Linked DNA regions of Mus musculus: regions 1 and 2 are each linked to region 3. Evidence: chromatin loops called from intact Hi-C (ENCODE). Cell type or tissue: left cerebral cortex. All regions are shown on one strand.

Region 1 (8,000 bases), 330 kb before region 3:
ATAAAATGAATTTTGAGACTTCACACTGCCACACAAGGGGAATCCTGGGATATAACCATTTCTGTCCTTAGTGGGTCTGTTCAGATACCAAGATGAACTCTCTAAACTTCAGACTCCGTGCCCTTTCAGCTCTCCTCTATAGTTTAAGTTGCCAGGCACCTGGTTTGGGTGTTTGTGGTTTACAGTTGCTCCCCACTTAGATGCTTGGTGCTACCCCCAAAGCTAGGGTGAGGAGTGGACAAGGCAGCTGGGATGAACCCTTTCCCTTTCATACATACGTTTAGACATTCCATCCTGCTCAGTTTGGGTGGGCCTGAAAGAACTGAGAGGGAATGGGCCTTCTTGAAGCTTGGGCACCACAGTTTTTCCAGCAAGGGGCTGATGAAAGGAGTTGCTGATCCTGACTTTGGATTTAATTTCTGGGGGCTAGAGCTACTGCATTCAAATCCAGGACCTTAGATAATGGGGGTGATACCCCCCCATTTCCAAGGTTATACACGGGTAACCACAAGGGTCCAGTGTCTCAACAGTGGGCAGACCAAAGCCTGGCTCCTTGAATTGGAGTCGTATCCACAGAAGAGACAGCAGTATTCTTCCCTATCCTCAAAAATAAATTTGAGTGGAAATAAACATCTCCGAAGAGAAATTATCCAACTCTACCCTTGCTGGAACGGGGAGGAAGTTGAATCCACTTAGAGAGCCAGGAGCTAAGTTTTTCTTCTTGCTGGTCTGCTGACTATGTGTTTAGAAAAATTAGCCTGTAGGCGTGGATCTTCAATAACAAGAAGACACTTTTCTTGTTTTTCAAACTAACCTAAACAAGGAAGTTGTACTAGCCTCCAGGGCTCAGTTTACCTCAGACATGGACCAAACCAAGTAACGACCACGGAGGACAGAATGCCAACCTAAGGACTCTGGGTAGCAGAGGCATTTCTCAGGCCTGGAATGTGCTTTTGGCAAATACATAGATTTAACTCCAATCATAAGGCAGGATGCCCTCACACATATGTAGTCCCACACATAGAAGCCACACCCAAAGCACAAGGGAAAATGTGTTTTGCTGAATATACAGTTGCCCTCTAGAGTGAATTTTTCTCCTTTGGCCCTGCTTCAAAAAATTTTCAATTATCCAGACTTCTTTTCTTAAGGTTATATTTTAATCTTATTTATTTATTTCTTCATAGTCTACAAATGTGACTCGACATGTACCACAATGAAAGCTGTGAATCGAGGCGAGGTGGAGGACTCCATCTATGATTCCATATGCAGGAATATTTCCTCCTGGTTGTTAATCTGTCATAGTGTAAAAAGCCTGATTTATAAAGGCTGAAGGGCTTTAGCAGAATAAGGTATGCATGGTTCATACAGTTGGGTTTATTTACAAATAAAACTAGTTGGCGTTTCTGTCTTCGATTTCCTAGTTTCACTAGAATAATTTCCATAGTTTCCTGTTTCTCCTTCAAGAGTGATCACAAGGAAACAATTTCTTTATTCAGCGACGTGAGCTCTGTGCGCATCTGGCTTTGGTTACTTTGTAAGGTAAATATCACTAACCGTTCACTGGATTCTTTGGGGATGGGAGGCACTGGGCTTGTGAAGACAGTCTACTATGAAATACTGGGGGTGCAATGCAGAAGAATGGCAAACAACTGGGTCCCGTCACAGGTAATTGGGTCACTATGGTATTCTTGAAAGTGGAGATTCATTTGAAAAAAAGACTTAAAAAGTATTTTCAATTTACTTTCGGTTACATTTAGGTTATTTTAGTCAGTATGGTTATTAGAATTTTACCCCAGGAATTCAATTAGAACAGAATCCTTTGAAAAAATATATATATTCTCTAATGATTATATACTTTACTAATGAAAGTATAGTCTTTTTTTTTTTTTTTGGTTTTGCTAGTTACATTTTAAATAATGAAATTATTGTAATTATTTTTATTTAAGGGCAAAATATCTGTATAGCTAATAGCCAAAGCTAACCAGAGTGCTTTAAAAATTAATGAATATTTATGAAGTTCAGGAGTAGCACAATACTGCCCCTGCCTGCTTCAGGAAAACAAATGTATTGACTCCGTTCTCCTAAAATAACCACCTTTAGTTATCGATGGTTAAAATAAATTTATTGCTAAAATGATTGTACATGATGTAATTTTTGCAATTCATGAGACTTGGCCCTGTTTACTAGGTTTAGATCTCTTTCCAAAAACTAAATCTGTTTTATCTTTTGACATGCCTGAATGCCATTTCTGTTCATTAATTTCCCATCTCAACATGTTTCTCTCTTAGTTTTCTGGGCTCCCCTCCCCCCTTGTTTTAGCGGTTCAAGTACATGGCTCAGGGTTTTCAGGCCTTCGTTTATAGCTGGTATACAGAAAGTAGCATCGTTACTCAGCACTTCCACTCGTCCTAATTTATCTACACACACTGGAAGCTGCCTGTAACATTTCCCAATGACAGTGACAACTGGACGTCAATAAAAGGACCCCACCCATTTCAACCTTGTTTGTATAAAGTTAATACTTGTGTATATTTCTTCTGTAACAGAGGTAAGGCTATTGGTCTGTTGTTGTTTCGTTTTGTTTTGGTTGTTGTTGGTTTTGGTTTTTTCCTAGCTTGTTAAGACAAGTTTTCTAGGCAGATTGCTGGTTAGCTTTAGGCTAGATTTTTTTTTTTTTTTTTAAATCATTGAACACCAGATAGACAAAGGAAAAGAAATATGATGTGAATTTAAATGATCAAAAATCCATTCTTTTAAGATAATTTTTGGTTCTCTAAGTTCAAAATTCTACAGTTTTTCTTCAAGTGAGTTTGTAACAAGAAAGATAGAATCATTTTCAACAAGCTAGCAAATTTAGGTCAAAATTTTCATTCCCTGTTGGGAGCAGGGTGGGATATGAGAGAGGGAGGGGCTGGAGGAAGGAACGGAGATTCTTGCTTCTGTTTGGAACTTATTGAATCCAAATCTCCGTATGTTTGACACTGATGCACCCTGCTCTGTGTGCCGGGCTCTGTGTGATTCCTGCTTGTTCTCCGTAAGCAGTGCTTAGTGCTACCTGCTAGGTGAAGGTGCTTGTTTGAGAAGATGCCAGGTTTAATCTGAGATTATTCCAGCTGCTCTTGATGTCTATCCTGTAACATGTTTTCACATGTCTAAGGCTTGCTGCTGCAGCTCAAAAAACAAAAAACAAACAAAACAAACAAACAACAGGAGCAAACAACAACAACAACAAAAACAAAAACCCTCAAACCTGTGTTGATACATAATTTATGTGTTTAGCCAAGAATGCGTTGTATGATAAGATTAGATAGGAGATACTCTAAAATCCTAAATAAATTAGCAAACTCTTGATAATAATTATAGTTTGATGTCTTAGTAACCACACTAGCAGAGTAGCCATTTTCCCTTCTAAAGTTGTCATGAACTTTCTTTGACCATGAAGATAGTAAAGGGAAGTTTACAGCTTGGACTTAACTTCATCTGGAACTGGTCTGGAATGAAGCTAGGCTTTGCATCCTAGACTAGGGGGGTCATAGTTTCGATTCCCATTGCCCATGGCAGGATGTTTAATTTCACTCCTGTGACTTAAAGACTTTATAGTGACGTTTGAAGAGTGGAATGTGGAAAGTATCTCCAGTTCATAGCAAAGTGGGGATTAGATGAATAATGCTCCACGTGACACTTTGCCCAGGACTTGTCACTGAGATAACTGGGAGGCATGCCACTGTGTCAGATGTGCCCAAGTCAGAGATTGTGCTGGTCTCTCACTCTGGCAATTATTTTTGAGCATGCGATGTGTTTTGGGGTCCTGTAGTTCTTTCTTTCCAAATCTGCTGAATATAAGGTAAAATGAGATTTTTTTTTTTTCTAATTGTCTTTTCTGCAACCTAGACTTGTTTTCTAAAAACCCAGACTGGGTATCCTGCTGTTTACAGGTGGAAACAGAGTTCCGAAAAAATCTTGCTTATGATTTTGGGGAAAAGTTATATTTCCTCCATATAGATTTATGTCTGAAAGCCAAGTGCCGCTTTTAGGAAAGAAAAAAAAGAAGTTCTGGTTTTGTTAATAAACAATACTAACTCAGTTCAAGATGGCCTCTGGGAATTAGATATGGAAGGCTTAGGCTGCTCTGATTTAAATGTCTGAGGTCTGCAGCACATGCGATGGCCACCCACCTAGTGGCTACATAGAATGTTTATTTTCTATAATTTCCTGATTTCTTTCAAATGTGTGTGTGTGTGTGTGTGTGTGTGTGTGTGTGTATCGAGTCTCTGTGCTTGGGAGCCTTGTAAATCTTTTCCTTGTCTCTTCTCTCTATCATTACAAAGCACCCCCACCTCCAGAGTTTTGTCTCATCGGGCCTCCTCTGGAGCTCCAGTATGTGGTTGTGGAGTGGTGGATACCACCCTAGGGACACAGATTGTCTGCTTTGATGGCCACTCACATGGTCTTTAAGGCCCAAGGTAGCCTTTATTTATTTCCCCAATATCCCATCTCAGAAAGGTTATTTTTACCAAATGATCTCAAGGGTAGAGATGTTCTAGAATAGGCATTCAAACTGAGGCTACACACAGGCTGTGGTTCCTGGAGAATCCACCACTCAGGGCCCCAAAGCCCTCTAAAACATTTTATGAACACTAGAGGGCTCACGATGAATCCCCCAATGCCTTTAAAAGTCCCAGAACCCCAATTAGCTAGTGCCTGTAACTACATCAGGCCCATTTCTATTGTAAGGGCAAAAAGAAGCTTTGGGGTAGGCTAAAAATGACAAGGATGGATGTCTCCCATCCTACCACTCCAAGGAGAAGACTATAGGACAAGCAGCTGAAAGGACACATACCCAGACCAGACTCTTGACGACTCCTGGGCAGTGGGCCAAGCACTGGACCAAGCACTGGGCATGGCTCCAGAGGCTGGGTCCCTGCCCAGGGCACTTACTGGTTCAGAGCCAGCAGAAAAGAGCAGTCTTGGCAGCAGGCAAGTGAGTTGAACAGATTGGGAAAGAGCAGAACCAAGCAGTCCAGGGCACTGTCTCACTAGGTCTGATCAGCCCACCAGCAGTGGGGATGGAGCCTCAGGCCTCCTGCTGCCTGGAAGTGGAGCTATGGGAGGTGGGGCTGGAAGTAGGATCCAGTCCCAGGAGTGGACAACACCCAGTGGCCCACCTCAGGGAAGCAGGAGAGAGATAGAGCATCATCATGCTGGAGAGAAAACCTTGGCGTGGTATCCTTCAGTGACATAGGATGTCTCAGACTAGCTTAGTGTATCAGTTTCATGCACCCCTGAGAGCCGAGTGGGTCCAAAGGTCAGGGTTCCCCAGTGCCCCTCTGCTGTGTAATGTCTATAAAATGTTGGGGCGCCCAGCTGAGAGGCTTCTTTGAGAGAGGAATGAAAATCTTTCCATCCTATTAGTTCATTTCTCCTTTTCAGTTCTTACACTAATTTTATAAGGGAACACACACAGACACAGACACACACAGAGAGACACACACAAATACACACAGACATAGACACGCACACAGATATATACACACAGACATACACACACACACACACACACACACACACAAGAACACACAGAGACACACATACAGACATACATACACACAGAGACACCCACATACAGACACAGACATACACATACACAGGCAGACAGAGACACACATACAAGTACACAGAGAGACACCCACACACAGACACCCACATATAGACAGACAGACAGACAAACACACACACACACACACACACACACAGACACACACACAGAAACACACATACACACACAGGCTCACACACAGAGACAAACACATAGAGACATACAGACATCCCCCCACACATACACACAGACACAGAAAGGCCTCAGGACAGCAGCGAGATAACCAAGAAAGGCTGGGAGGCCACCCACCTCCCACACTATAACACATCCCTGCTATTGCTATGAGCCACTGTGGCTCTTCTTTAAGGATGAAAAGGTGGGAAGCCATTCTTCCCTACTCCTAAAGGAAGATAAACAGGCAGTTTCAGAAATTTGTGGACATGGAGGAATGAATATAGGCAATGGTTTGGAGCCAACAGAACAAGAAAGAGAATCAAGTATGGGCTCCAGTTGGGCTTGAGTAATGGAAGACTTCAGCTGGCAGCTCCCATGGCTAACTGGAGAAATGCTTTTCCTTTTCTTTGAAAACAGCTACCAGACAGTCATGGTGGCACAAGCCTGTAAGCTCAGCAATTCCTAGGCTGAGACAGCAGATAAGACCAGTCTGGGTCCATGGTGAGACCCCGAGTTACCAAGCAGGCCAAGTCAGACCTAAAATCAGATCCTGACTATGTGGTAGAGAGGACTCTGTTTAGGGATTTGTTTTTAGGAGATCTCATAAGTGCTTTTTACATGTGCTAAATTCTGAGAGCCACAGACACATAGTTTAAGAAAAATATCTTCCTCCTTTTTTTTTTTAACTCATGAGAAAAATAGACTTTCCTTTCTTCTGCTATTTTTGGAAGCTTTATAATCTCTTGGTGGGATGCCTTTCTTTCTGTTTACCTTCAGATAAGATGGATTTCATGTTGGTAGAGCTGGCAGGAGAGGGTTACTGAAATGTCCTAATATGTCCACTAATAACCACAGTAGCCAAAGATTTCAGAATTCAGCTTTCTAAGTACTTAAATGTGCTAACTCCATCTTACAGATAGAAAAATGGGCACAGGCAGGTGAGACCTCATGCCTAGATCTGGTTGTGTGGGAAAATTCGATTGCAAAACAGGAAAGGGACAAGATGCCTCAAATCAGTGTGCTCGAATCAAGTCACTTAACCTCTCCTTCATTGGGCAGACTCCTTGAGTTAACTCATAGATTGTATTAGGAAGCCATTCCGTGGTTTCTACACACTGTTCTTGTTTGAGACCTCGGTGAACAGGTGAAAAGAAATCTCAAAGCTAGGCCCTGTTGCTGGGTTTATCTAGTGTTGATCTGGATGGTATTTGAAAATCATTTCTAAACACTCAAACCAACCGATAGAATATCTCTAAATGAACGGACATGAAAATCCAAAAAACAATTTCTTAAAAGAAAAAGCAATAAGTAGCTGCGATCCTACACGGCCTCTCTAGAGCTTTGAAGCTGGTTTTAAGAAATTGATTTGGTTCCATCCTTGCTTTATGAAGGGCCATAAAGCCTGCCTCCTCTTCCTGGCTCAGCTCCCTAGACAGGATTTCCAGCACTCGCTAGCACAGCTTTGCTCCTGTTGTTCCCAAGCTGAGAACACACCTTTCTGATGGGAGTGTTGCAGTTCAGTCCTCCTTGCACACTGCAGATGGTATCTTCTGTGGGAAGCCCCCTCATCCCACTTCCCCGGGGAAGCTTACTGTTCTCTGGGCTCCCACAAAACACAGCTACTCCGGGTTCCAGCGCTGTAACAAGACAAGAGGCTGCAACGGTTTGTCTCAGGAGCTCTTCCAGGCCAGCCAAACGCTGTGATTTACTTATCTTTATGAATGTCACGAACCAGCAAAGTCTACAGCGTATTTTAAGTGCTATATAACACTTGTTAAATGAATGAAAAGGTTTAAGTGGTGTGGGTTATTATTATTTTTTTATTAGAGTGAGGTGGGCTGTACAAGGGCATCACACTGGTTTTTAGGCAGCCAACCTAGAATTCTCTGTCATTCACTGTGATAAAAGACATGATCCTGAAGAAGTGGACATGATTTTATGCACATAAACTTCCTGCTTTTTCTGCAGTAGTATAAGCATTGCTAAAGAACATGATCTGATGAGATTACTCAACGGGTAAAAGTGCTACCTAGTGCAAGACTGGGGTCCTGAGTGTAATCCTGGGGGTGGGGGTGGGGGTGGGGACCATCATCCATGCATGTTTCCACCCCACTCACACACATAATAATAAGTTTAGATTTTTTTTTCTCAGAACATACCCTGGGATAGATAAGAAAACACAGCTAGACATTGGACAAGAACAGTTACCAAATCAGCGTGACTGGGAGCA
Region 2 (8,000 bases), 420 kb before region 3:
AAAGAAAGAAAGAAAGGGAGGAAGAGAAAGACAGACAATCATCAGAGTTCTTAAAGTATGAGAATTATTAATTATTACCAGAAAATTGTGTCAGCTGATGTTTCTCTTTTAAAAGGTGAAGGATGGACGAGAAAGATTAAATATAGATGATACAGGAGCAGACACTGCATTAGGCCTGCTTAGGTCAGTTCAGATACATTTCTGCTCTTGTGACTATCTGAAACTATGACTATCTCCACTATTGGGAATTCTTTAGTTATTAACTTAACTCTGACAAAAATTACTCATCCATCAGAGCCTCCACTGACTCTAACACCTTCATGAAAACACTCTCCTTGTTTTGTGGCCCACTGAACCTGCTTTGCAGTACTGTCTCACAATGTGTACTACCAACCAACAGCTTGGGAAGGCAAGACCAGCTTCTGCTAAGAGACCAGGGTGGGCTGTCATCTTTACCCTGTACTACCTTTTTAGTGCCTATAGATGGTTTCAGTGTAGGACTCAAGTAACTCCTTATCATCCCATTAACTTCCGTCGTATACAAAAAGCTGTATTTACATAATACAAACAAAATCTGAAAAGCACTCTTAAAATGTGAATATTTCCATTAATTTCTATTCAAAACTATTTTTCAAAATTAAAAAACACATATTATTCCATTATTGCAAAGCTATTTTAAGTCCACTTTTTAAAAAATATGTTCTTAATAAATTTAAAGTTTTAGCATAAGTTTACCAAGGATTGCTGGGCGGTAGTGGCGCACACCTTTAATCCCAGCACTTGGGAGGCAGAGGCAGGCGGATTTCTGAGTTTGAGGCCAGCCTGGTCTACAGAGTGAGTTCCAGAACAGCAAGAGCTACACAAAGAAACCCTGTCTCAGAAAAAAAAAAAAAAAAAAAAAAGTCTACCAAGGATTAACTGTTAGTAAACAATGTCACTAGCACAGTAGCATGCCAAAACATGATTATAGCTATGGATGTTTTATTGCATATGTCTCAAAAGACTTTCAAAGCTTTAAAGCTTTAAGTGGGGTCCTAATCTTGTGTTCCACACTGATATATAGCTATGATCTCCTTGCTTCTTAGGAGAGTCTAAATTCAAATTTTACTTGGAACTGCAAACTACAGGGTGAACTGGAAACTACTGGACAGCCTCCACCTGGGCATCCAGCCCCTGCTCCAGAACATGGTCTGATTTTAAAGAACACCATTCTGTCCCTTAGTAGCTGCTGGAGATGTAAGCCACATGTGGTACTGCTATACACTCAAATTCATGATCTTTCCCTTCATCCTGGATGCTTTTATGGGCAAATTGAAAGTATGAAAATAGACATTTTACATTTTTGATAGTTTATAGTATTTATAATGCTATTTTTAAGAACTATAATAAATTTCTACATAAAATACTAAAACTTGCCAGACTTGGTAGCCTACGCCTTTAATCCCAGCACTTGGGAAGCAGAGGCAGGTGGATCTCTGTTAGTTTTAGGCCAGGTTGGGCTACCTAGGAAGTTCTAAGCCAGCCAGAGTTACATAGTGAGATCCTGTAACTCACTATTCCCAATTTCTTTCTTTAGATTCATTCCTTTAAAAACAAAAAACAAAAAACAAAAACAAAAAACCGGGTTTTATTTTATTCTTTTCCTAAAAGACATCCATCAAAAGAAAAAAGTCTCACAGCTAAAATGACATTTTGGATCCAAATTACTTTGTATTTAGAGGAAACATCCTGGAAATTGTTTTGTCTCTGTAACAATCTCTCATTGGCCTTAGAAATCCTGTGGGCTGGGATGTCACCAGTGAAGAACATATGCTTTGCCTGCACAAGGCCAAGAATTTGACTCCCAGAGCTTCCCTTCCCCAAAAGAATAAACTAGAAATCTTAAATTGTGTCAGCTGTTCGTCAAACAAGTTTCTAAAGAGATCTGTATTACTTCACCTGCCTTATTTCTTTCCGAAAACAAGAAAGCCAGACATAATTTTTGCTTGGTAGGGATGCTTTAATGATGAAACAGAGATCAAGGTGAAGGGCAGCAGCTCCTGCTCCCTAGGAACTCACACTCAGGAGCACTTACATGCTCTTCAGATCGCAGCCACTTAGAAGGAGCACAGAGTAAACTTCACTTCGGAATTTCCACCTCAAGAACCAACATCTAAACATCACAATTACCTTTCCGTGCCCCATGTTACAGTTTAATTTCTATGTTCAATAACTCCTTGATAAAAGTTACTGTTTACCATGTGTCTCTCATGCCCATCTTCAATTCCTAGCAAATTCTTCTTCAGTATCCTAACAGAATGTTAACAAATGAGAAGCTGAGGCTGTAGCTCGGTTGGTACTGAGCCTGCCCAGCACCACATAAAAATGGGTGTGGTGATACACGCCCATAATTCCAGCACTGAGCTAGAGGCAGGCAGGAGGGTGAAAGTTGAAGGGCATCCTTGCTTCATTGGGAGTTTCAGGCTTGTCTGGGCCACACGAGACCCAGATAAATAAATAAATAAATGTATCAGTATGTATTGGCTTATCACTAGTTCTTTAGTGGTGTGGCTTAAACATATTTCATAAACTGCTCACAACTATTATACTTAATTTGAAATTGTCAGTGATCAAACAAAATGGAAAGTCTCAAGAGACAAGGATTCTTCTTTATTTTAGGATTCTAACTTCCATCTCTAAATATTTTCTCTGCCTTCTTCCACACCACATACATACTTGCAACCTGCCAACATGGAAAGTTATAAGCCCAAGGATGCAGCTTGGTCAAGATTACACAGCTGACAAAATCCTGATGCTGTTATATCTGATTATGTAATACTGTTTCCTAAATCGGTGACACTCTATCCTAGATAGAGAAGGTAACCTGGTCATTGAAACTGTATCTTTCAGTTTCAATGACAAGTGCAAAAGCTGGAGAAACCTTGGTTGAAAGCACAGCTCTCCTACTTTCTAGCATCTTATCCCTGGGTAGTTACTTAATCAGACAGGGAATCTGTCTTGTTACATAAAGGGAGAAGGAAAAAAGCCACCTATCAGAATTATTGGGAGAACAAGAAGAAATATGAATAAAGAGAAAATAAACATGATGAACCTCTCCACACAGAGTTGGCATACACTGTGGCAAACACAACAGTTCTTCTCTGGATTCCTGTTCAGGATTTTTTTTTTTTTTTAAATAAAACCATGCTAAAGAATATAGAACTCAACCTTGAATGTCCTTACAATGAGAACTTTTCACACTGCAAAGATTCCTTTGAGTCTGGCATATCCATCACCAAGAAACTGCAACTTCCAGTATTAGAAGACAGGGTTCTTAATGTAAAAGAAACAAAAACAAAAAAACAAAAACAAAAAACCACCTTAAGAGAGAAATAAAAAGTATTGTTCCCTACTCAAAAGAAACACTGATTATCGTGGTCAGTGCTATAAGGGAAGTACTAAAGCCAGTGGCAATAATCTATCAGGATCAGAATTAAAATTTCTATGCGAACAGCCCACCTTCCTCCAGGGTTGTTCAATCACTCTCCCTAATTAAACCTTTTGCAAACCTCTGAGTAGGCTTAACCTGTTTATTTTGTAAAACAACAAAACACACAATTAACCTGACCCTAGCCAATTTTTATGTTCAGAATTACAAAACAAAATTTTATAAATTATACAAGCCATGGATTAATTTCAAATACTTTATATAGTAACTTCTTATTGCAAGACAAAGCAAAGACTTAAATTCAGGTAAGTGACTGCCAGCTTTCCCTTTGTGAAGCTGTGTGAGAAAACACACTCTTGATTATAAAGCTAGTATGTTCACTCCGTCTTTGCCATTACTCACAACTCATTCTGCAAAACTGTTTTATAAAGATATACTCATACTTATTACTAAAATATAAACTAATTGTGACTTTTAAGACTGGAACGGTCTTAAGTTGCTTACTAGAGAATTATTTATCTTGGCTAACTCTTCAAATCTGCTTCCTTCAAAATTAAAAACAAAAATCCGTCCCCATACGTTTAATGGCAACTTTAAGTTTCCCATCTTCTGCAATCAATATACTGATATCAGTAAACAGAAACAACAGTGATCACATCAACTCTCCCATGACATTGATTCTATAAAAATAGGGTGTTCTTCAATGTTTGTCTTAGATCTGCTAGAAATTAACGCAGAAACAATAAACTCAGACAGCCACTGTCAACTCAAGTGGCTTCTTCACCTGTCTAGTCCACAAGGCAAAACGAGTTAAGAACTCGACTGCCAATTGTAGTAAATGGAAGAAAGATATTTAAATCAAACAGCACCATCTAGCCGAGCCCTCGTCGCTTTGCTCCTAAGAATGATGTTCCTTGGTGTTCAGTTTGGCAGATGAGAGTAAAGTGGCAATTACTTGTTTTTGTGACAGAATCAGAATTAGAGCTGGAAAGGACCAAAACATACCAAATCTAACTCCCTTGTCGTCTCTGCACTGAAAATCAATTTTATTTTTGTTTTTTTAAAGTCATGAGACCAAGGAATCGACTAGGCTGAATATCAGCTATTCATGGGAGTCCAGCTAAAACCCAAATTAATACCAAATTCAGTCAACCCCCAACAAGATTCTGTTTTCAATGAATCACATACAATTCCTTTCACTCCTCAAACTGTGAAATTCGGGTATTTTATAAACATTAAAGCATCCTCCTCCAGATGTTTTTATCAGATATATTACAGCCAAATGATTAATAAGCACACAGTAATATTTTAGAACTCCAAGTCCAGTAACTACAGTTTCTTAACCAGGCAATAAACACTGTATGTTTTTTATATTCCTTGTCACAGCAAGATCTTTAAAATACCAGGGGTGAAGGAATCAAAAACATCTCTCCATTAATGTTGTTGTTGTTGTTGTTGTTGTTGTGTTTTGTTTTCCTACATCAGGGCCTGCCACCTCTAAACCCTATGGGAATTGTGTGTGTATTGCTGCCAACACAAAGATTAGAACATGTTCCCCTCCCTGGGGCACAACAAACTTTCAAGGGTATGACTAACTGCCTAAGCAAGGGGGGTAAACTCCGTAGCCTACACATTTGGATTTTTTTATTTACCAAGCTGTTTTTGTATGCAAGAGACCCAGAGTACCTCTGAGAAGGACTTGCTCTCCCCCAGCCTGAGTCCCCTCAGCAAGACAGTATGTTCAATGACAAGGATAAGCTTGACGCCCCCCCCCCGCCCCCAGCAGACCCAGTACAGGGAATCAGTCTGAACATCTGCACATAGGAAAAAGGGGGGGGGGGAGGGTTCTTCCTCGGTGTCAGAGTCACTATTCGCTCTCATTTTAGTAACAACCAAATCGCCGTTACAAGTACACAAGAATAGCAGCCAACTAGCCTGCTCCGCAGCGTGCCGCGACCGTGGCACCTCGGCTCCCCAACGTCCTCCGGGTTCCCACCGAAGTTACCACCTGTATCCCCCACGACCCAGCGGAGCGGCTTGTGCCCAGCATCTCTGCCGCAGCCCCCACGCCGACCCGCGTCGGGTCCACACCGCGGGCAGCCCTCCTCGCGGCGCCGCCACGGCCCACGGGACCTGCCCTCCGCGCCCGCGGCCACCAACCCCCGGGGACACCGCAAGTCTCAAAAAGTTCTGGGGCCGCCGCCGAGCCGGTGTGCGGCGGGAGGCAGGAGCGCCAAGCTCTCGCGACCGACCCCGCGCGGGCCAGCACACACTCTCCCTCCGGGAACTCGGCGCTCCCACTCCCAAACTTCCCCCGCCGCCCCGGACCCGCCCGCCAGCCAGCTCGGCCTGCGCCGGGAGAACCCGCGGACCCGCGTCTCTGCGCCCGCCCGCCCGCCCGGCCCACGCCCGCACTTGCCCTCCGCGCCCCGCGGGGCCCCGCTTCCGCCCGCCCGGCCCGCCGTCCTCTCCCCTCTCCACGCTCGCGGGCCCCCGCCGCGGCCCCGCCGGACCCCGGCCGCCCCGCAGCCCGCGCCCCCCAGGCCCGCCGCGCGCCGCGGCCCGGCCGTCCTGGACCACAGCTCCAAAGTTACTTTGCGAGGAGGTGAAGCCGCGGGTGGTTCCCCTCAACCACCCAAACAAGTTTCCATCCCCGCCGCCGCCGTCCCCCCGCCACGCGCGTCCCTCCCGCCGCCCGCTGCCCGCGGCCACCCACCCGGGGGGCTCCCCCGTGGAGGCAGGCGGCCGCTCCCCGGAGCCGCGCGCCCCCGCCCCGCGCCTCCCCCTGCAGCCCACCCCCGGCTCCCCCGCGGCGGGGCGGCCGTGTGGCTGCGGTTCCCGGAGAGTGCGAGTGCGTGCGCGAGTGTGCGCGCGTGCGAAGGCGGAGGTGGCTGCGGCGCGGAGACACTCACTTCTCCCGGGCCTGGCTGTCGGACGGGACGGCGCTGCTGTTACTCTTGCCTTTGCCGTACATGCTTGTGCCGAGAGCAGCTCCCACTGTCACGCACCTGTCAACCCATCACAGCCTCCCCGGGAACAGCCCCGTCCCCATGGCGACCCACGCAGCCACCCCCACCATTGGCCGCCCCACGCCAGAGCTCCGCCCTCCTCGCCCTGGCAACGCGCGAGACTGACAGGCCTCCCCTCCCTCCGGCCTGCCGGAGCGCGCGGCGGCGGCTCGGCCTAAGCGGCAGTCTCCTCCCTCCCTCCCTCCCTCTCCCGCTCCCTCCCTCCCTCCCTCCTTCCCTCTCCGCCGCGCTCCCCCTCCCGCTCTCCTTCCCCCCTCCCCCTCCGAACCCGGGCGCTAGGGGGGAATTAGAAACTGCTCTAGAAGGATTTTAAACAACTGGCTGTTCCCTCCGCCGCCGCCCCGCCCCCCGCGCCGCCCGCGCCCGGCTCCTCACTGGAGAGAAGGCGCGGGGAGGAGGGGAAAGTGCGGCCTGGAGTGCCTGGCAGCGACTGCGGAACGGGAGTCGCGGCGGCCCCAGACTTCGGGGCGCCCGGCGAGTCCACAGGCGGACCCGCGGACCCGGCGCCGGGGTCCCGCCAACCTCCTCTCCCGCTCCTCTCCGGCCAGGCACCCCGGGTCCGTACCCGCGGTTGATCTCATCCCTCCTGTCTGGGGTGTCGCCCCAATCCCGTTCCCGGAGGGCCAGCAGGCCGGGGACGCCCGCTCTGAACCCTCGACCTTCTGGCTCAAGGACTGAGCGAACCTCTGTCTCTCCCTGGGAGGCACCGTGCCTCCCATTGGGGCGCCCGCTGAGGTGCTGTCGCCGGCTCTGAAGTCAAGCCCTGAATCCCAAAGGACCACCCTCCCTGGCGTCTGCCTCCTGTCTAAGAGGGGACTACACCCCCTCCCCTTCCCAAAGAGGTCAAGAGACCGACTCGTGGGACCGCAGTGGCCCAAGGCCTGGGTCCCTACCTCCCCAGTACTCTGCACAGACCTGCAGCAGACCAGGGGCCCAGGCATTCTCTACTCGGCCTGCTTTTATAGTTTGGATGGGCAATGTCATTTCAATTTGACCCTTGGACTGGAAAGATTCAGAGAAGGCCCTGAAAGACATCCCTGTATTTGCCCAGCAGAATAGGCCGCAGAGCCCAAGATGTGCAAAGCTGTGCCCAAGCTGAAAACTCCCGGAGAATATTTTTGGATCCAAGTCCCTAATCTCATTTCAGTGAATGCGCAAAAGTTTCTCAAGACACACGCAACCTGGTTTCTGATAGACTCCATCCTTTATTTTGTTAAAGATCCTTGGCTGTAAAATCAGACAGAGTAGAAATCCGGTTGAGAGAAGAGATGAGCTTCAAATGGGAGGTGACAGGGGAAGAGAGGTGCCATTGGGGTAGGACATGGAGACCTCAGAAAAGCATGAATAGAGGAGTAACGGTTATGCTAAGGAAAGGAAATAACATTCAAATGAGGAAGCATACCTTTCTATTGCACACAGCTTTAAGCATTTAGCAGTAGGATCATAAAAATGCATATGGAGATGCAGAGATAGATGGAAAGGAAAGAAATGGAGTTTGTGGGTTCTGATAGCAAGTGACAGAAATAAAACAGCAGAAGGTTAAA
Region 3 (8,000 bases):
TCAGGTGACTTCTTGTGAACTATCCCCTAATGAATAAAGGAATCAATCACCGAGCAAGTAGGTGGAACTTCTGGGTTGGACAGGTTGGACGGAGGCAGAGAGGAAGCAGGAGAGAGAGTGTGGCTTTTAGACTGAAGGTAGCAGAGAACAAGATGTAGCTACGAATGTCTCCTTGTTTCATGGCAGATCTGCCAGGATTCACCACTGGAGGATATAGATTTAATATGGCTTGCAAGATTCGGATTCTAGTTGTCACACCCAGCGATTGAGTGACCATTGATTCTGAACTAAGTTTATGTGGTGTTTTCCTTCATGAGGTGGTTCGACTGGGTTCCAGAGAGAAAGCGTGGCTTTGCCTGATGTGTACCACAAAGGGCAGTGGGAGTTTTGAAGCACAGGGCTGGCATGGTATCAACCTGCCAATGGGAACTTAGCTAGCTGGGTGGAGAGATTTTGGAGCTCTGAGTGAAAGAGTCTCCACGAGATAAGAATAGGCCGGCCATTGCCTACCAGTAGATGGCTGGGCCAGTCCGCCAGGGCAGAGAGTAGCTGGGTGTAGTGCAGGAACTTGCTATTCTTTTTAATATTTCCCGCAACAGGATAAGCAAGGATTCCATTTTTCAGAGCTGTAGGCACACCCATATATACCTCTTCTCCACACTGTACGTTCTCCACTGAGCCATGTTATATATCATATGGTCCTTCAGATTTTCACTTACAGAGAGTTTGCCATCTTGTGCTATGTCATTGTAGACTTAATGCCTTCACCATATGCCATTGCAGAACTACCTTATACCTGGCTTTTTTTTTTAATCTTTATTGCTAAATATTTTAGGTTGATCATGTACTACTCCTTCTAAATTCAGCTGCAGCGAATATCCTAACTTCTATGTCCGTATACTCTGGTTTTTCTGTGGTTCAGATTTCCAATAGTGAAACCACTAACTGTATCAGTGAGTAAATATCTTTTTAAATTTAAGAAATACTGAAAAACTGACTTCAACAAAAAGATCTATCAAGTTATAGCACTAGCAAACATGACTGAAAACCTACCTCTTAAAGGTTCTACTTCTAAACAGTATCATATATGACAACCAAACCTTTAACAATTGGCCCTCTGGGGACCCTTAAGATCCGACTCATACCAAGTTTCAATTCTTTTATTATGTTGGGAAAGAAAAGAAATTATAAATGTGAAATAACCCAGTTGTGAAGCAAAGAGAAAGAACTTGGTTAAAAATTTATTGCAACAGATCTTGATACTTGTGGCTAAAATTAAATAAACAGGAAAAGAACACCTCTCTTTTATTGTTGCATTAATTGTACTTGGAATATTTAGTTGAATGATTTCTCACTGATTATTTAATTCATTGTATTTAATTGATATGTTTACAGATGCTGGGTGACAACTCTTGTATAAATATCTCTCATTGTGACTGTATGTGCTGTAGTGTCTCCCAGGGAACTGCCTGTGAATGGGAGTTAGGAAAGGCAATACCGATCTGGAGAGCAGCTCCCTTCTTTCTTATCTCCACAGGCAACCTGATTTCATATTGATAAAGTTTGCAGTCTCTTCTGTAGTTCTTTCTGATGGTTCATTGTTGCTGTTTTAATGAGAAGCTGAAATGAGCCAAACCTTCTTGCTTCATTCTTCCTACTAATTTAATTTCAAAAGAGAAATTTGCCAGCCCAAATAAGTAAATGCGCAGGGATGAACCCAGCAACCCTGATTCAACATGCCCGATCAGTTGCTTCTAGACATAAAGAAAAATTCGTTGTTTTCTTAAGTGACACATCATAAAAATAATAGTCTTTTTCTATTTTGTACATTTTAAAGCTCTTTCTATTCTAACTATGATTGTTATCACATTATTTTTTAAATTAATTTATTTTTTACACTGCATGTTTTTTATTCCCCCATTCCGTCCACCTGCCGACTGTTCCACATCCCATAACTCCTTCCCACACCCCTGTCTCCACGTGAATGGCCACATCCCCCACCTCACCTGACCTCCAAACTCCCTGGGGCTTCTAGTCTCTTGAGGGTTAAGTACATCATCTCTGAATGAGCATAGACCTGGAATTCCTCTACTGTATGTGTGTTGTGGACCTCATATCAGCTGGTGTATGCCATCTGTTTGGTTGGTCCAGTGTTTGAGAGATCTCAAGGATCCAGATTAATTGAGGCTGCTGGTCCTCCTACAGGATGGCCCTTCTCCTCAGCGTCTTTCAGCCTTCCCTAATTCAACAGCGGGCCAGCTGCTTGGGTGCAAGCATCTGCATCTGACTCTTTCAGCTGCTTGTTTGGCCTTTCAGAGGGCAGTCACGATAGGTCCCTTTTTGTGAGTGCTTCATAGCCTCAGTAGTCGTGTCAGGTCTTGGGTCCTCTCCTTGAGCTGGATCCCACTTTGGGCCTGTCGCTGGACTTTCTTTTCCTCAGGCTCCTCTCCATTTCCATCCCTTAATTCATGTATGATGAGAAAGAAGCAGCCTGCGAAGAACAATTACTTGGGAAGTGGAATGACTTTCGCCATCTCTGCTTACACAGCCTTGTTTAATTAACTTCATGGTGGCATGTGCTGATGACCATTCCCTAAATCAAGATTTATTGTTGAGCTGTACCAAAGATACACAAAATAATGAAAACAGGATCACTTGGGATCTGAAATACACCTAACAAACTCAGACTCTTGCAAAATAACTTATTCCAAATGGAACTAGGGATTGTTGAGCATACAATGAGTCATCGTTGGGCAAGTACAATAGAACCTGTAGGGGCATTTCCTGGCCTCTGTTCAGTTGTTAGGGTGGTTTTTTAGCTTTCACAACTCTTGTTGCTAAAAATCATACAGTGGAAACTTCAGAGTTGTTGCTTCAGTAGTTCTCTGTGCTTCCTCCACCCCTGCACTCACCCCTGCTCTCACCCTTGCCTCCAACCCTGCTCCCACCCCAAACCCCATCTTATTTCTCTACTCAGAGCTGCTTTGTTTCCCCCAGAACAATCTGGAATTACTTACGGTTAATGTTTTCTGGCATTACTGTTTACCTAGAACTCAAATGTTCAATGTTTGTGTGGGTAGCTCTCCCTTTTCTTACCTCCTAACCTTGAACTTAACTGGTCATTTGCAAGGAGAAGCTCTCACCCTTCTCTTTCCATGTGTGCACTTGGGTTTTGTTGTTGTTTCTGTATTCATTGACATACACAGTTTGGCTTAGTCTCTGCTTTTTTTCCCCCCCCAGGAGAATTTAGAGCTACCAATGGATGATTCTGAAGTGACGAGACCTGCAGCGGTGGCAGAAGTGATTAAACATGAGTATCATGTCTTATACTCTTGTAGTTACCAAGTGCCGGTTCTTTACTTTAGGGCAAGCTTTTTAGGTAAGACCATGTCTAATACAGAAAGCAAATTTATAAACTTTCCATATAAGACAGGGAGCATATTTGGAAAATCATTCCTGAGAGGGGAAGAAAACAGAGGTTAAAAATAAAAAGCTGTAGTTGAGGTAAGGTTTCACCAGTAAAACTTCTCATGCTTCAGAAAGAGCAGACTTCATAGTGAATGATATCATCCCAGCCTTAAATCTCATCTTCACAGTTTTGGCCCCTTGCCTGAAGTTGACTAAGCCCCCTGGCCTTTCTTGACTTTAAACAAGTAGGAACAACTTAAAGCTGCAATGTTTATTTACTTCTAACTTTGCAGTAAAAAATTTCTTTCTGTCTCAAGTGATGCCATTAACTCCTAAGTTCCTGGGCTTCTTTCACCAAGAGCTTATGGTTATTTCAAGAAATGCTTATTGGTTAGGTTAAGGGGTATTTAAGAATAGCAGTAACACCTCCACTAGTCATCTACACACCTCATGCCTCAGTGCCTCGATATGCTGTGATCTAACGCATTGCCTGACAAGAAGGTGGACACCTTGTCTCCTTGGAGGCCTCTGCTAATGATGCCACATGGAGTCCTCACACTGCAGCTTGGAGATGTCTGGGTATGCCCTGGGTAAATTAGGTCAACTTCAGGCCTTGGACTCAGAGCTCCATCCAGTCCACCTCTTACCTTGTGTGTGGTTTTGTGCATGCCTTTCTCGGTAACAGTTTGCATTTGCAGACTACTAATTTCTGGATAGCTAAGACATGTGAATTTAGCCAATGATCTCTTATTTTTAATTAAAAAGTAGCATAAGCTGCTTTGAGTGTGTATTTGGTGGGTTTAATCACTCACTGCTTTATATTGTTTAATGGTCTCCAGTTTTGCAGGGCTGGCAGTTTTACAAGCACTTACGATTTAAAACAAGAGCAAATTCTTAGAGAATCCCTGGTGAGAAGATTTTAATCTGAGGTGCAGTTCCTAAGAACTGACAATTTTGGGTAAATTTTTAACCTGGGACTTGAGGACACAGATAGTTACTAACTCTCAAACTCTTGCTGCAGATTCATCCATATGATTACTCCTAACCTTTAAAACATTTGCTTTATTGTAATAATATTTGATTTAGAGTCCAGAGGTTAAAGAGGATTTCTTGTCTCTACACTGTGCCCTCTACTAAAAGTTGGGGAATATATTTGTTACGTGGGGTAGAGGAGGTGGGGAATGCTTCCTTGATTCTAGTTTGCAGTCGCCCTGCCTAGCGCTATCTAGATTCAAAGACAAGCCAGGGCTGCAGGTAGAGGACACAGGGCACTCATTCGGATTCTTCAGAACTGTTCTTTCATGTGATCGGTATTCACTGTAAGCACTTAATCACCAGAGACGAATTTCCAGAGACAAAACAAGTCCTTTAGCTTGTCAGCATCAGGGATGCGAGGGATTGCAACATGGCTGCTTCTAGCTGGAAGTGGGTCTTGCCGAGACCGGCTGATGAGCTCACGCTGGCTCTGTGCTCTGCACGTGCCAACAGCTCCCCTTACAGCACAGCACAGTGATTGTTCCTGCAAGTCCAATTATATTTTAATGACATTAGTGTGCTTCCTGCATGCCTTTCTACATGGTGATTTTAGTTCTTAAAACACACATACACAAGTAGCACTCCTGGTTCTATTTTTAGAATTTCAAGGCACCCTTCCTGTGTACCTGATAAAGAAAACCAAAGAGGTCATTTGTTTTTTGTAAAAATATATTCCCAACCTCTCATTCTGTCTTGTATGGAATTGATTTTTAGTTCTTTTTAATTCCAGAATTCATTTGCTTATGCACATTAAAATATGGGATTATATTTTATAAAGCATATTGAGATGTTTTCTTGTGGAGAAAACTGGAAAATGGTTCATTGCTTGATCATTCTGTGTACTTTTAAATTTTGCTTTTACCTAACGTAAACTCAGGGGCCTTCTAAGAATGCACCATTCTTCATTTATGAGTCATTTTTTAACGTATTCTCCCTAGTCCAGTCCTCCTTTCAACGTCTGCTTAGCCTGGCTGTTCATGTGTTAAAAGTCTGATGGTGTAGAGAATGCATTCCTAGCGTCGTCTTCTTATTCCAGGCCTGGGCTTTTGTTATTGGTGGTGGTTTTGTTGTTGTTGTTGTTGTTGTTGTTGTTGTTTGTTTCCTACCAAGAGAATCTGACCTAGAAACAGGATGATTGTAAAAATTCTTGCCCAAGGGTCTTGTCTGTCTGTCTTTCTTTCTCTTTCCTTTTTTCCTCATTCCTCCCCATTTTTTCTTTTGTTTGATGTTGCAAAAAATAGTTTATTTGTTTGTGACAGGAGTTAGAGTTTCTTTTGCATCTGTTAGTAAAAATCAATTTCTCTGCTTAACTTTGATTTTTTTTCTATACACTCACACACACACATACACACATACACACACAGGAAAAGTAAAGCAAGGGTTTGGTAGTTCCCATTGAAACTGACATTGCCCCCTTTATCAACTGGTTGAGATTTCTTCTGAATCTGTTTTGTTTCTTGACATGCAAATCCACTGTGCTTTGAGTTCCTGTGGCTCCTGTATATGATTCAGTGTCTGCCTGAGACTCAGCTAACATGCTGACTACCCTTGCTCCTCCCACGTCCTGTCTCATATCTCTCATCAGACCATGTCATCACCTCACACACTGCAGTATAATAATGTGTCTGTTTATTTGCCCTCCTACCAGATGGTACGCAAACATATAAAAAGTAGTGAAGGATATCAGTGTTGATTACCTACAAAGTGAGAAGCATTGATTATGGATCTGTGCTTGATAGTTACGTGGCATTTTACACACACGCCATGCTCACCTTGCTAATTTTGTTATTCACATCGTCATCCGTAGGCAAGCATCAGCAGATGCTTTCTGGATAAGTCAATAGTGAAGACTCTCTAAGCATTTCTAAGTATAGCCAAAAGACTAAAATATTGTGGATGTAATACTGTTCTCACTGTTGTGACAAGGTATAAGGAAGAAGTGGTGGTGCTCTCTCCAGGAGACCTAAGGCCAAACTATTTACATATCTTTACTATTGAATCCGTTGCTTCTCAGAGACCATAGATATAGTAAACTAAGGAGAATGGAGCATCCTGAAGACCCAAAGCATGAATCCAGCCTAGCTGAGCAGCTATCCTATCTCTAAATAGGTTTCTTTATGTGATTCTTGAAGGCAGATGGCCAAGTTCATGTAGCCTTTACTTCCGGATGCCTCTCATATCAGTAAGACTCCTAAGAACATGGTGCTTCCTCTTTTACTTTCCCTACTACTGCTACTACTACTGCTGAAACAAGGTCTCACTCTTTTGTCTAAGCTTCCCTCACTCACATTTCTCCTTCTGCAAGCCTCCCAAAAACTTGCTTATGGTTGTGGGCGCGACCATGCCTAACCAGGAACTTGGTTCCCAAAATGATCGCACGGACTGAAGAGAAGTGAGTTCTTCTCGGGGCTCTGTTTCTCTTAACTGCTTTTGTCCTTGTTGGTTTGGGCAGGGCAGAGGTAGTACTATTTATCATCAAGTTTTTGAGTGAGAGGTCTCTGCCCTTTTCTTTGAGAGGCTGCAAAAATAAAAATAAACCATAATGAGTCTGGTTTTGAGTTCTGTCTTGTGGATTGACTCCCCACAGAGCATCAGTGTTATCCTGTATATATTGGTGCATCTCTTTTTCTACCTTGTACTTTTGTGGTGCTGGAGTTTGATGAAAGGTGTTGTATGTGCCCCTTGTGTGTCTCTCACTTAGCCCGCCCACTGCTTTTAAAGCCCTCTGCATCAGTTGTTTGTACCACAACAAAGACTTCCATTCTCATCATTTTTATTGTTCCATGGACATTTATGTCCTGTTGTTCCTTGATGGACTTGGCTGGGAGCAAATGGTAAATGTTGATAATGCAGTTTAAAGAGTCTGTTTATGCCAAATGGCCTTGATCTCAATAGAGTCATAGGTTTAAACACCCATCCTGACACCTTAACTGGAGATTTTTATGTTTATTCTAGATTGAATTCTAACTTATTTCTTCCATTTACCTTTCTCTTTCCCGTTGTTCTTAATCTTTATTGAGAAATGGACCAAGTGGTTCTTCTCATTTTCAAATATTTAATTCTTTGGCTGACATATGCGTTCTTCTTGGGAGCTGTTTTGACATATTTCCTTAATTAGTCGGAAGGGCCGCTTTAGAATAGGGAAGGAAACATTTCTCCCATTCTGCAACTGAAGTCTGTCTTATTGGCCCAGAAAGCCAGGATATAGAATGTAAAATGCACCCAAGATACTGCCTGTGGAAGATTTGTTCAGTTGTTATGGGCTTAAAAGATGCTCCCAGAGAAGAGGAATGAAAGAAATAGCCAAACAACAGCTCACCCTCAAAGGTGGGATAAAACAAAGCAAGGAAAAGGTTCAGATAAACATCAACAAACTGTGAAATTCAAGTGGGTAAGTCATCAGGGTGAAGCAAGAAGCATTGCTTGGATCAAGAGCGTGAGGAAGCCTTTGGTTTGAAATGCACAGAGAAGACTTAAAGGAACAAGAAAGATGTGAGTCTTGGGAGTGGAAAAATGGAAGTCAAGGATTTGTAGCTCCATCTGGAGGACCTCTGAGG

What was found. Hi-C counts contacts between places; a loop is a spot of excess contacts. Peaks named below come from ENCODE experiments on the same cell type or tissue, not always from the same donor. Only the 100,000 strongest peaks of a DNase experiment are listed, where the experiment ranks them.
Region 1: it touches region 3 in a loop (4-fold over the local background); 6 of 42 quality-filtered maps call a loop at or near these places.
Region 2: it touches region 3 in a loop (2.1-fold over the local background); 3 of 42 quality-filtered maps call a loop at or near these places.

Annotation. Positions count from the first base shown.
Region 1 is chr13:91,362,400-91,370,399 of GRCm38, reverse strand. It overlaps A830009L08Rik (RIKEN cDNA A830009L08 gene), which reads left to right. Exons shown (of 3, transcript NR_045161.1): 3 at 1-1,410. Among named protein-coding and RNA genes, the nearest start is that of A830009L08Rik, 22 kb to the left of the region's middle. In left cerebral cortex, CTCF peaks have their summits at 2,049 and 4,648 (motif pointing right); DNase peaks (open chromatin) are centred at 2,351 and 4,909; H3K4me3 peaks cover 8 bases; H3K27ac peaks cover 554 bases.
Region 2 is chr13:91,459,588-91,467,587 of GRCm38, reverse strand. Ssbp2 (single-stranded DNA binding protein 2) reads right to left here and starts at 6,491. Exons shown (of 17, transcript NM_024272.4): 1 at 6,340-6,491. The coding sequence starts at 6,401. In left cerebral cortex, a CTCF peak has its summit at 4,314; DNase peaks (open chromatin) are centred at 5,370, 6,527, 6,759, 7,483 and 2 more places; H3K4me3 peaks cover 3,247 bases; H3K27ac peaks cover 2,041 bases.
Region 3 is chr13:91,036,229-91,044,228 of GRCm38, reverse strand. It overlaps Atg10 (autophagy related 10), which reads left to right. Exons shown (of 8, transcript NM_025770.3): 4 at 3,241-3,379. Among named protein-coding and RNA genes, the nearest start is that of Gm46434, 110 kb to the right of the region's middle. In left cerebral cortex, a CTCF peak has its summit at 4,905; a DNase peak (open chromatin) is centred at 4,805; H3K4me3 peaks cover 367 bases; H3K27ac peaks cover 358 bases.